Regions from separate parts of the Mus musculus genome. Here region 1 is linked to region 2. Evidence: chromatin contacts called from ENCODE POLR2A ChIA-PET data. All regions are on one chromosome and are shown on one strand. Each heading gives the region's core, a stretch centred on a gene start or an enhancer-like site at or near the end of the contact. The rest is flanking DNA. Distances are from core to core; before and after follow the strand shown. Region 1 has its middle 10 kb from the start of Lama5. Region 2 holds the start of Osbpl2 (oxysterol binding protein-like 2).

Region 1 (6,636 bases), core at 3,070-5,569, 120 kb before region 2:
GCTCAGGATTAACAAGATTATAGCTAGAAAAGGCAGAGTCTGTGTGTGAGGAAGACAGTGCCACTTGTTCGTTCCAAACAATGTTGTTCTGTATGAGACCGTCAGCGTGGCTCTCCAGGGGCTTGATGCTCTCACCAACAAACCAGCCAGAACTGTAGGAAGAGATGACTGATTTACCAACTTCATGGAACAATGGCTTGGATAATGGAATGATGACCTCAGTTTATAAATCTATAATTATAATCTTATAATCAACATCTATAATTATAATAGTTGAGTAATGGTTCTAGGAGGTTGTCATAGACAACCTTGTGTTGGAGGTCTACTCTGAAGGCTTACAGGGGTAGCCAGTGCCAACAGCCTCCACCCAGTGCCCACATAGCCCCTTCCTTTAGAGCCTCTGAACAGAATCTGAAGAATCTGTGTGTATGTGTGAAAGAGTTAATCATTTTTATCTATCAAGCATGTTTAGTAGTCTTATGCCTGTTTCCTCTCAGGTCCTCCTCTGTTGTTACTTTGTCGAAGACTGCGTGTTTAGCCAGATGTAATCTGCTTCTTGGAATGTCCATATGTCTGACACCCTGACTCATCAACTCAACGCCACAACTTCCTCGAATTCTTATCTGTTAAAACTTACCCCTCAGGCTGGAGGGATGGCTCAGCGGAAAAAGAGCACTGGCTGCTTTCCCAGAGGACCTGGGCTTAGTTCTTAGCACCCATAGGATCTCTAGCTTCATTTCCATGAGACTTGGTGCCCTCTTCTGGCCTCCAAGGGCACCAGGAATGCATATGGTTCACAGATATATGTACAGGCAAAACACATAAAATAATGATTTTAAAAACAATTAAAAGCCCATCCCAGCCGGGCGTGGTGGCACACGCCTTTAATCCCAGCACTATGGAGGCAGAGGCAGAGGCAGGCAGATTTCTGAGGCCAGCATGGTCTACAAAGTGAGTTCCAGGACAGTCAGGGCTATACAGAGAAACCCTGTCTCAAAAACACCAAAAAAAAAAAAACAAAAAACAAAAAAAAAAAACCAAAAAAACAAAAACAAAAACAAAAAAACAAAAAAAGAAAAAAAAAAAAGCCCATCCCTTCTCTCTGTACCCCTTTGATTTATTTTGTTCCTAGATTTCAAACCAGCCAATCAGGTCTAAATTGTGATGTTGAATTCAGCCAGTGAGGCATGGCCAAGTGCCCTTTGAGTTAAGGAAGAAAGGCTGACACCATTGGTGGCTGCTTGTGCTTGGCTTCCAGATCTTGGCAACTACCCACGCAGCTGTGCTTTGTCAAGCCACTTTCAATTTATTTTGTTTTTTGGTTTGTTTGTTTGTTTGTTTGTTTGTTTGTTTGTTTGAGACAGGGTTTCTCTGTATAGTCCTGGCTGTCTTGGAACTCACTCTGTAGACCAGGCTGGCCTTGAACTCAGAAATCCACCTGCCTCTGCCTCCCAAGTGCTGGGAATAAAGGCGCGGGCCACCACACCCAGCTAGTTATTTTGTTTTTTGGAGATAAGATCTCTCTGTGTAGTCCTGGGCGTCCGGGAACTCAGTCAGTATAGACCAGGTTGACCTTGAATTCCAACTACAGCTGCCTTCCTAGTGCTGGGTTGAAAGGTGTGCCTTCATGCCAGGCTCCACGTGTTCTTTTCAGTAGTGGTTTCTTGATTTGTGAGCCCAGCCTTGTCTCTAACACCAGTGTTCTGATATGTATGGGCCTACACATGGCGTCTTGACCCTAGCTGGGCACCTAGGAGAGGTCCTGTGGTGGTTCCAAGAGAAAAGGGTTTGTTGTTTGTTTTTTAGCCTTTATCTTTATTTTATGTGTGTGGATGTTCTGTCTGTGCAAATGCACAGGTCATGAGGCTCCTGCAGAGGCCGGAAGACAGCACCGGGTCCCCTGGGGATAATTCTAGATGGTTGTGAGCCATCCTGTGTGTGTCGGAACCTGGGTCTTCTGGAAGAGTAACCGTGCTCTTAACTGCTGAACCATCTCTCCAGTTTTTGTTTTTGCTTTCTGTGAAAGATGGCTAGACATCCCAGGGCCAGTACTCCATAAACATGCTCCGCCTAGTAAAACCTTTTTGTCATTCCTGTTTGCTCAACCCTAAATATTTCTGAGACTGCCACCCTCCCTGTCCTGTCCAGTATGAACTAGCCAGTTGAGTTAGATTGTGAGGTCAAACCCATAAAATGAGCCATAGTCACCACCCACCTTAAAGTCGAAGTGAACTCCCAGCCCCAGTGAGCTTGCCAGCCGGGATTGGCTAGTGGCACAGCACACCCTTATCTCAAAAGGCACCTTACTTTCTCTCCATGTGACACTGTATCACCCTGAGAATATTCTTTCCTAGCACACCAGAGAAAGTATCAGGCAGATCCCATTGTACAGATCAGGAAAATAAAATGAGGCTAAGTGGAAGTCATTCCTTCAGAGTCAGAAGCTAGGAAACTGAGGGCCCAGGCACTGCTTAGCCTACAGCAGTGTTAACGGGGGGGGGGGGGGGGGGGGGGATTCAGAATCCGGGGAACTTCACCTTCCAGATGAGAAGAGGTTCCCAGCTAGGGAGCCTGGGTGGACTGCAGAGGAACCGCACCCACCTCTCCAGGGCTTCAGTCTATCAAAGAGGAACTGCCATCTGGGTGTGTTGGTGGCTGTCAAAACAAGCCCCAAGGCTAAGGTTGGCTGATGGAAAGGGACAGAATCCAAATTCCTGCCCAGGTGAGTTGCCTGGGCTTGCCTCTCTGAGCCTGATGCCATATTTCCTGGAGGCTTTTCTTTCTTCCACCAACTTTATAGGTCCCTCTGGAATGTTCTCAGAACTCAAGGAAAAACTCCCAGAGAGTCAAGGTCCTGAAGGAAGGTTTGAAACTCTCCTGTGCTGTGCCCTCCTGAGGCTGCCTGCAGCAGGGATGGCAGGTACTTCAGCTCTACTTCTGCGGTACAACCTGGCTGTGCAGCTGCAGCCAGAACCTGGTCCATAAAGGCATCTATCTGGGAACCCCCTTGCTTGGGGTCTCCATCACCTTATGCTTCTCCCTGGGCTGCTGGCCCCTGTAGGGACTTTGTCTACTCCCTTTGTGAGAACCTCATGGCCACAGAGCCACTGGACACTGTTCTTCACTGTATAATAAAGATTGGATAGCAATTCCCTGACCTGCCCTGCCCTAAGCCTGGCCAAGAAGCTGGGTTGAGTTTGACTTGAGCCTGCAGACCCACTCCTATCTCACCATCTCCCTGGCCGGGATTCTGTGTAGACCCTGCTGTCTGGCCACCATCCCTAGCTCCAGTTCCAGGGGACACCTGAGCCATAGTTTCCACTACTCTGTGGGTTGTTCATTCCACCAGTACGCAACAGTATCTGTTTGTTCAGGCCTGTGAGGGGCAGGGCAGGAGAGTCACAGAGGTTCCCCACAGGACAAGTGGCAACGTGGAGTCACAACTTGGGGCAAGTAAAGGGCTCTTGTGTAGAGGCCATGGTGGCTGCTCGGAGCCACAGGGCATAGAACACAAACTATGGATCTATAACCAGCCCTATCAGTTAACAAAGTTTACTGGACAGGTTTTGGTTTTATTTTGGTGGTGCTGGGGTTGGAACTCTGGGTACCCTGAATTAGGAGTCAACAGTTACTATTGAGTTAAAGCTATGGTTCGTTCCCAAACTCCCTAATGCTGGGACCCTCTAATGCAGTTCCTCATGCCGTGGTGAGCCCAACCACACAATTGCTACTTCATAACTGTAACTTTGCTACTGTTATGATTGTAATGTAAACATCTGATATCTGATTTGCGGCCCCAAAGGGGTTTCAACCCACAGATCGAGAACCGCTGAGTTAAAGTCATAGCCCAGCAGTGGGTGGTGGTGGGGTTTTAAAGAGCTGTGGTTCCAAAGAGGAGCTACATGCTGGCTTGCTAGGGAAGCACTCTTAGAGCAGAGGACTCCCGTTTTCCAAGCCAGCAGACCTGAGAGCGCTGGTGCCATTGTGCAGAGACAGAGCTCAGCTGCCAGTGGTGCCAGGCCTGGGGGAATTCCAGAAAGAGGCCCACTGCATTCCTCCACCTGGGTGGGCAGGGGCGGGAGCTCTGTGCATTCCTGGTGGAGACAGGGGCCCACAGCCTGCTCCAGCATCAGGAGGGACCCAGATAACCTCCTCCCAGACTCAGCTCAGTGGAGCTGGGCTGAGCTTTGCTGAGGACAGCAGGGGTCCCCGCCCTGCCTAAAGGACTGGAAAGAGGCCAAGCTACTAGGTCAGACCTTTTCCAACCTGGTGCGCAGGGTGGAGCGGAAGTTGGGGTGGGTGGGGAGAACAGAGTCACTGGTGTCTGGGGTCACATGGCCATCTGCAGCAGTCCATAAATGGTCTCTCCGCTGTGGTCTGTTCTCTGTGAAACGGGTTTTAGAGCAGCTTACTCCAGGTGACAGTGTCCCATTGGACCGAATGCAACCCTGCTGAGGCTAGTAAGTGGCCCCTGGCTCCATGCACAGAGGTGGCTCAGGGACTAGGCCAGAGGGCCCAAGACAGATGGAGACAAAGGTGGAACACAGTCCATCACTGTGTCCAAAGGTCCCAGGGGCGGCCATGTTAGCCCGATAGCACAGCAAGGCGTAGTAGAGTTAGGATCAACTAGGAGACCTCACAGTGGTTCTCCCTACCCCCCCCCCCCCTCAGCTGAGAGGAAGCCCTCAGAGGACAGGAGCAGTCCCTCAGCTGGGACATACAGACCCCTGGAAAGAATAATCCTGCGTTTACAGTGGGACGCCCCCACCCATCCGCCCGCACACCCTCAGCCAGCGGGAGCCTCTCGGTCTCCATGTGTTTACATTCCCTGGAAATGTATTTCCACACAAGAGTCATAGGACAAATATTTTTGCTAATGTTGAAACTTGGGGCAAACAGAGCTGGGGCAGAGCCTCCATCTTAGCTCTCCCCGTTCCACACAAGTAAGGGGATAGCTACGTTTCCAGGTGTGACCTCCTCACAGGCTAACCCATGTTCCCAGATAGCCTGGCCTGAACTGAGGGCTACTCAGCCTGGCCAGAGATGGCCTGTAGGATCCAGCTGTGGTAACGTCTCCCTGCCTGAGCTGGACACCCCAAGTTCTTTCTAAAGTTTCTGCCCACACCGGATTTCCCCAAGCTTTTACTAAATAAGTGGGACAACAGTCAATGACAGGGGCTGGAGAGATGGCTCAGCGGTTAAGAGCACTGACTACTCTTCCAGAGGTCCTGAGTTCAATTCCCAGCAACCACATGGTGGCTCACAACCATCTGTAATGGGAATTGATACTCTCTTCTGGTGTGTCTGAGACAGCTACAGTGTACTCAAACACATAAAATGAATGAATGAATGAATGAATCAATCTTTTTTTTAAAAATGTCAATAACAGTATCTGGGTATCACTTTGTAGTTTTAGCTGCTACAGACCCCAAGAAGACATGTGCCAGGCCCCTGTGTATGAGATGGGATGGGATGGGTGTCCTTCCATCTGGATTCTAGTCTCCACAGGAGGCTGGGTTGGTGGCCCAACTGAAGTCAAGTCAGGGAGGACCCCTAGCTCCTGGGGATCCCGTGGTGTCTCTTCAGGCCGTGCCCACTTGAGGGTCAGATGCCCTGGGCTCACTGCAAACCTAAACATGGATACAGGCCTCCTAGTGTGGGTTGACAGGGCCCAGCTGCTGTCAGAAGTCTGTGTGGTCACAGTTGCCAGGATGTGGCCCTGCTTTTACCAGCAGCCTGTTAGGCCTCAGGCACCCACCCTGCCTCCAGGGTCCCCAGTTGCCTCCAAGACTAGATCCAATCTTTGATCTTGCATAATTGAGCTTCATGTTGAAATCAGGAGGGCCATGGCCACAGCATGTCCTGAGCTGTCCACCTCTAACTCTGGGCGGCCTCTTTAAAGAGCCAGGCTTCAAGGTCTGGAAGGCAAGTAGGTGGAAGTGCAAGTCTTTCTCTCAGACTGCAGGAGCCACTCTCCTGTGTTGGTCATGGCTGACAGCCATTGGGTCCTCTCCTCCTCTCAGCAGTGGGGATTGCTGCTGCTGCTGTAGACATAAGTACAGAGCATCCTGTGACTCACAGGTTGTCTGGTAGTCCCCACAGGGTCAAGTGTGACTATGTTTAATTCTAGCACTGTCACCAGTCTGTCGACATCATTGCTCCTCAGCTGTGTGTGCCCCTCCTTATCACTCCCGTGGTTCACTCAGGGGCCATAGAGTGAAGACCATCCCTGTAGGCCTCAGGTGGCCACGATGAAGATGTCGTGTGAGCATCAAGTCCTTCACCAGCTTGCTCTGTCTCCATCTTAGAGACTCCAGGCCCTGCACAGGAGGGAGGGGCTGGCCTCCAGGTCAGCGTGAGAGAGACAGTGGAATGGACAGGTCATGTGGCCAGTCTGATCTGTGTGCTGAGGCTCACAGACCCATCCGGCCTCACGGGGCTCCTGTGTGCAGGGCTGAGTGAACCAGAGTCATCTGTTCTCTCTTGTTACGGTTTGGATTTTTAATGTAGATATATAAAGTGTTTATTAACAAGAAAAGCCTCCGCATTCTTCTTGGATACACCCATGACTCAGCCACTGTGGCCAGTGGTCTCAGCCTGCTAACCTTGCACAGCAAGTCTTCTAAAGTGCTGCCG
Region 2 (6,969 bases), core at 191-2,690:
ATGATGTAATTATATTACAATATCAAAAAGTAAAGCTGGGGATAAAGAGGCTGCTTTCTTATCTCAACGGGCATAAGGCCATGCTCATCCTTACCAACAACAAAAAAAAAAAAAAAAAAAAAAAGAGAGAGAGAAAAAGGAAGTCTGGGTTTCGGTACCTTTGTTACTTAATTTGCTACTAGGTGCTCTGAAGTAAGCTACTTGAGCTCTCTTTTCCTTGGGAATAAAGGTAATGTTAGTGACTGCTGTAAGACTCATGCTTCTAATGATCTAGAGCAAATAATTGCTCAAAATTAGCGTCCCCTGAGATAAGAGTTGTTATTACCAGACAGTACCTGGGGCAAACAGGAAGGTAGATTCTATGGAGGACATGCAGCCACCCATTTCCTCATTGTCACCCTTTAGTTGGCACCATCAGAGGCAATGGGAGGCGACGGACAATGTGTCCACTCAAATGTTCCTGTTTCCTTACTCACATCAGTGAACTAACACTTTGGAGCACCTGTTGCTTGTCAGAGCCCACTGCAGACGACTGACCCATATGTATCTCTTACTGGTACACCAGATGTCACATGCCACAAGCAAGAAGTGAAGGTGGGAGAGATGACAGGTGACAGTTAGCAGGGTCCAGGCTCTCTGCAGAAAGGGTCAGCAGTTCCCCATCCCTGAGGCTCCCACTCAGGAGCTGTCCCATCAACATCTCTGACAATATGGAGCCTAGCCTACACGAAGGCCTCCTCCGAGTGTGTGCAGAGCCCCACAGAACCACTGATCCAGATGTGCAAAGGCCGACCCACAAGAACATAACTCAAAAGCTTGTCCAACTCTCAAGACTGAGGCGCCCCACTCGGCCGCAGCGTCTCGGAGGAGCAAGGGGGACAGAGCGCCGCCGCCGGTGCCTCCGCCTCCACGCGGGGCCCACCAACCGCACTCAGCGCGGACAGCCCTGGCTGCCTCGCTGGTGCAGGTCTGAAGGCGCGCTCCGACTCTGCTGTGGAGACATAGGCCCTCGGACCTGAGGCCACGCGGGCACCAAGTTCCCCGCGCGCCCCGAGGGGATGCGCGGCTCGCCCAGCAAAGGGAGAACGCCGGAGTCCCTCGCGTGCGACCGCGGACCTCGCTGGAGCCCCACGGGGCCCCGTCCCTCCCGCGGTCGTCCACACTCCCGGCGGCCTAGCGCCGCGACTCTCCAGCCCGAGCCCAGCCGCGGCCTAGGTGGCAAATGGGCCTCCCCGAGACCCGTCCCCGCGCGCCCGCCCCGCTGCAGCCCACTCACCCGAACGCGGTCCCCGCGGAGTCGCCGACCCCACGGCCGCCCCGCCCCCGACCGCAGCCGGCAACCCTCTGACACCCAAGCGGAAGTGCGGCCCGCGCCTCTCCGACCTACAGCCCGCCGTGCTGCTCGCCGCTCGCCGCGCCCCGCGCCGTCCGTCAGCCGCCGCCTGGCCAATCAACGCTCGGCCCGCAGGCCGCGCCGGGGGCGGAACCATGCCGATCACGTTCTCCGGACAGCTTCTCCCTCGGCCCTATCATAATCCGGCTCACACGGGGGAGTGGCGGCGCGCCCAGCCAATCACCCCTTGGAGAAGGTGGGTTTATGCAGATACTGGAGCTAGAAGGAAGGGGAGGCAGGAGGAAGGGGAGTGACCTTGGGAGAGGCTAGTTTACAAACAGTGAGTCAGGTGGCTGGGCGTGAACGATCCCAGGCTGGCGCTGGGCTAGACCCACCCTTTGGCTCCCGACCCCGCAGACGCTTCTCACGGTTGCTGGGGTATGAACAAATGGCAAATGTGGCCGCCGGCCTTTGCGCGCCAATCGTGACTTAACATACCCTGGGGCCAGTTTACCCCTCCAGTGGCCTCCCTGGCCGGTTCATCCTGTTTAACACCCTTAGGCGCCCTGTGGTCTGCAGTGGCTCCTGGTTAAACTCAGAATCTCTGGGGACACGCCTGCAGCCTGTTTGGCCTCAGAAAAGCTATCTGACCTCTCTGAACACTCAGTTTTCTCTGTAGCCAGGGTTCCCCAGCCTCCTCATCACATTGGAATGTGGGGTCTGGTTTGAGAAAGGTGAAGTGACATGAATCAAGATGGCTACTGACTTGCATAGGACTTTGCAGGGCACAGGAATTGCAAAGGTATGGGACTTGTGGTCCGATCCTAGCCAGGAGGTTCAGCTCAGTGTCAAACCTGAGGGAAGCAAGTTAGATGTCTCTTGTCTTTCACAAACCTACCCAGAAGCAAGTGAGGTGAGGGCCGCTATAGGTCGTTTGAAAGCAGGAAACCAAGGAGGAACCAAGTCCCCCAGGTCATCCAGGGCCAGCTGCACCTGACATCAGTCCAAGGCTTTCCAGTTACTTGAGTAATTACTTGGGTTTTTTGCTAAGCCAGTCTGAGGCTTTAGCAAAGGGGTTCTAAATGCCCCCCATGAACCTTCTTCAGCACATAATGAAGGATTCTTCTCCAAGGCCACACTTCTTCCTCCAGTAAGGTGGTGCTCACACTCACACACAGGTCCGTGTCGTGTCCCGTCCCCCCCCCCCCCCGCCTCTGTGGCCCACTCTGCAGATACTCAAGTCCTCTGCAAACACGGAGTGGCCCAGCAGACCCTGTCTGCCTCTCTAGCTCCCACCCCAGGGACAGCCTGGCTTTCTGGTGGCCCCTTCTCACTGGCGCAGGAGAGACGTGCTGGGACTGGAAAAGAGCCCCCTGCACGCTCAGCTCCTAAAGAGAGAGACAGAGGGAGGCGGGCCAGGCTTCCGAAACAAAGGCGTTGCCATGGTTACCTCTGAAGAAAGCAACTCCAGCCCGCTGAGGGCTGATGGAAGGGTGCGGCAGCTGGCCCCCCAGCCAGGACAAGGACAGCTAGCCGGTTGCCACGGAGATAGTCAGACTGACCAGGTTCTGCAGTTTTTCTGGGGGCCTGGCCAAGACTAGCTCAGAAACCCACCACCACCCACACCCTTACCTAAATCTCCAAGATCAGCCCCTCTCCAAGAGACAAGCCTCAGAGGGACACAGCTTACCTAACCTGTTTTTGGACTTTGAGCTACAGGGCCCTGCCATCTGGGCAGAATAACCACCCAGGTTGGGCTGGGCATCCCTACTCAAGCTGTGTAGTAGATGGGCTGACCCTGGGGCCGGGGTGGCATTCCAACCACCTGTCTTCCAGCTGTGGCTGAGGAGAGCCTTGAGTTCCTCACTTCCGCTTTTACCTCTAGGTAAAAGGTGAGCTGACAGGTACCTAACACTGCTCCTGGCTCTCTGCCCCCTTTAGGAGCTGCTGCCACCTTTCAGCAGCCTCAGGTGCAGGGCTGGGTGGCTCAGCATCCCTGTCAGTAGGGGAGGGGCTCTCTCCATCTTCGCCGAGTGGCAATGTCCTCTAGGATGGACTAGTAGGGTGTAGAAAGAGGAAGAGTTGGCTCTGCGCCCGGCCATGACAGTGCAGATAGTGATAGTCAAAATGCCCCCAAAGTGTTTCATTATGTCCATGTCCCTTCCAGTTCCCCCATGTCAGCAGCTGACCAGGGAGACGAATGTCATTGCTCCCACTTTACGGATGTCAGACTGGGTCTCAACCCAGTTAATGCCTCCAGAGGGCAAGGCACAGAGACGTCTGATGGACCAGCAGTCTGGCTATGCCCAGACTCCAGACCAGGATCTGCCCTGAGTTTCCTGAAGGGGCTATGGCTGAGGGCCACAAGATCAGATTCCATGTCACAGGACCCCTGAGTAGCTGTAGCTTTGAGTGCTCTCAGCATCTGAGAAGTGCCAAAGGACTGTTTGGGGAGTGTGTTCCTTCCTGAACAGCTCCTGGGACACAATGGGATGCCATGAGGGTGCTGCCCCACCCCACATGGTATAAATAAAGGATACATCCAGTCCCAAGTGCTAAGTGGAGGTGGGAGATTACAGGATAGATCCTGGAGGTCAAGCCAACTCTGAGGGCTTAGAATGGAGGCCAGAGGCTCCCTGACAGAATCCCTCTGTCTTCTTGACTAGGGCGGGAACTACCCCTTCCTCAAGGGTGGGCCATCTGCCTGTGTCTCGCAAGACCCACGCAAGGCCTCCCTTGACCACAGCTGGCGCTGTGGGTGGTCACAGCCAGATAGCAACACGAACCCCATCATCCTGTTTTCCATCCTCACCCCTGACGGAGGCAGAACAGAGATGATCGCTCCCCATTCCAGAAGGGAAACTAAGGCTCAAGAGCAGCAGCTCGCCCAGGGACAGGCTACCAACCACCCACCCTCTGCCCTTCACCCACTCCACTCTTACCTCTTTGCCAGAATGCTATCTCTTCATCTCAGCCTGTTTGTCCGCCAGCTGGGCCAGGGTGTGGCATCCAGGAACTGGGGTGCCTTGTATGTGGCCCCACCTGGCCCCTGCTGCTGAAGCCAGCCTGAGGCCATCTCCACCCCAGATTCCCAGGTCCCTGGCAGAACACACTTCCAGCTCTCTTCTCAGCCATGCCATGGAATCTTCCGTGGGGACAGGAAGTAGGCTGCCAGTGGGCAGCCTGACCACAGAGGCCTGGACCGGCTCACGTGGCTCGGCTGATTCTTCTCAGTCAACTTTCAAGTCTCCTCTGCAACGTGACGATGCTGGCTTCCCTGTCGGGGAGGGTGGGTATTTTTAGGTTGAACCCGCCTCGTGAAGAGACAAGTTATCAATAGCAGCAGAAAAGGGCTTTTTCTTATTCTTTTTCCCCCTGTGGCTTTGGGACACGAACAAGCTGCACCTATTAAACTCTGCCAAAAGGAAGCAGGAAAAGTGGTGTTCCCCATTAAACTTTTCACCCCAAAGTTCCTTCTATGTGACAGCAAGCCCAAGCCATCCCAGGCTAACCCCAACACTCCTTCCTCTTTTGGGAAGCTACCCTAACAACCTTCCTAGTGACAGGTCCTGTAGAGGTCAAGGAGTGAGGATCCAGAGGAGGTGGAAAAGGAGGCCCCACAGACTCCCTTCTAAGCACCAAGGAAGCTACTGGCCCGTTTCTCATTTCCCAGTTCTGTGTGCCCCACTGTAGGCTGAGTGCCCTAGAGTGGATTGTGTCAGCTAAATGCTCAACTACTCATGGCAAGTGATCAGGAGGCCCCCAGGAGTCTGCCTACCTGAGGTCAGGAGGCCTCACTTGCTAGTTAGCTACTGTTTCCTGAGATCAGAGGGATGTGTGAAAAACCGGTCAAAGCCAGCACGCTTCTTCCTCCCCCACAAGGCTGACCAGAGTGTGTGGAGGCGCCTGCACGCAAAGAGCCCAGCTCAGACCCAGCATGTGCGAACACTGAGATTTTCTTGACAGGTCACTAGAATGGCATCCTGCCTTGCTGAAGGAAACATTTGAGCCGACTTGGCTGCCTGCCCTTCAGGAATGGTTAGCAAGCACTCCATTTCTGAAGAAGCCCAGAATAACAAAGGCTTCAACAAAATAGAAGTGTGCTTGCTCCCATGTGACAGGAGCCCAAGCTGCCCTGTCTCACTCCTGCTTTGCTGTATAACTCAACAAAGGTTCCTTCCAGTCTCATGTCACGCCATGGCCCAAAACAGTGGCTGGTGCTCTAATCATCACACACAGCTCTAACCAGAAAGGAAGGGATGAAAAGAGGGAGGAAGGATAACATTGCTGCTCCCGCCCCCAAGATAAATCAGCTTGAAAATCTGCCCCAGGAGCTGAGGAAAGTTCAGCCAGTGAACCAGTGTGTCCCTCTTCCCAGCTGTACTCTGACTGGTGGAAAGTGGGTTTCTCTCTCTTTTCCCAACATCCATTTCTCCACTTACACTTCACTAGCCAGGACACCATCCCCTGCTACTTTGACAAGGCTGAAGCATTCTACCTGAGGGTGTCACTGGCCTAAGTAAAACAGGCTCAGAAGAGATGATTACAGTGGTCACTTGCCTAGTAGGCCTACCTGCTGGCCTCACCTTGAGTAGTGTCTGAGACTGTCCACCCCCACCCAGGCCCCAGGGGCTGGGACTTCAACCCCCACACACACATACACTAAAGCCCATAACAATGGAATTCCACGATACCCTCCTGGGCCAGTGTGGGACGGATGCCAGCCAGACTCCATCTCATAGTCTTTAGGGCAACTCCATACCCAGCATGGAGCTGGCCCAGGGAACTATGGTTCCTTCTTCCTGGCTGTACTGGAGCTGATGGAAGATGGGTCCCTGTCTTTCTTCCCAGTATCCCCTGAGCACCTGCCACACACTGACCCTGCCTTGGACCCTGAACACAGATGCAGAATACACCTGAGCAAAGAGAGGTCCCGGATCCTGGTCTAGGATCCACAAGTCCCAGGGACCCATATCGGGTGGCAAGAATATACGCACATCCTCGTGCAGGGAACTGGCAGGGCAGGAGAGAACTGGAGGAGCGACAGCTGGGCTGGGTTAGATTTAGCTTGCTGAGAGCCAAATGCGTTGGCCGGAGCCGCTGGCTGGGCCTCGGTGCCAGGGAAGCTGCATACCGGATGGGAGGGGCAGGTTAAACACGCCTGGGGAGCCTAGATGGAGAGCAGAGATGAGGCTCAGGACAGAGAATGGAGGTTTCTTCTTTCCGGTAGTAGCCCAGGCCAGGGAGGAAGGCTAGCCAAGGCCACCCTCCCTCCCTCCCTGGCACCAGCATGCTTCCTCCATAAGGTGGAGCTAAGGACATAGGGGAAAGGCAACCTGGTAACTGGAGTCCTTCTGGGAGAGGGTATGCACCCTTACCCCATCTTGGGAGAGGCAGTCAAAAAAGACACAGCCTGCCGGGGCGTAGTGGCACATGCCTTTAATCCCAGCACTCGGGAGGCAGAGACAGGTGGATTTCTGAGTTTGAGGCCAGCCTGGTCTACAAAGTGAGTTCCAGGACAGCCAGGGCTATACAGAGAAACCCTGTCTCTAAAAAAAACAAAAACAAAAATAAAAAACAAAAAACAAAGAAAGACACAGCCAAGGACCTAGTGGCCACTGCCTGTGTGCCGGGCT

What was found. ChIA-PET counts read pairs that join two places held with the same protein, here RNA polymerase II (POLR2A).
Region 1: POLR2A ChIA-PET joins it to region 2 with 19 read pairs in embryonic stem cell. The contact joins the enhancer-like site here to the promoter of Osbpl2 in region 2. POLR2A ChIA-PET finds 5 or more read pairs at or near these places in 3 of 5 experiments (Patski and embryonic stem cell).

The regions. Positions count from the first base shown.
Region 1 is chr2:180,232,739-180,239,374 of GRCm38, reverse strand. No RefSeq gene overlaps it. Among named protein-coding and RNA genes, the nearest start is that of Lama5, 10 kb to the right of the region's middle. Within about 2 kb of position 4,319, at least 1 of the 3 ENCODE cell types and tissues checked has a DNase peak (open chromatin) inside an H3K27ac peak, as active enhancers do.
Region 2 is chr2:180,113,777-180,120,745 of GRCm38, reverse strand. It overlaps Osbpl2 (oxysterol binding protein-like 2), which reads right to left and starts at 1,440. Exons shown (of 14, transcript NM_144500.4): 1 at 1,277-1,440.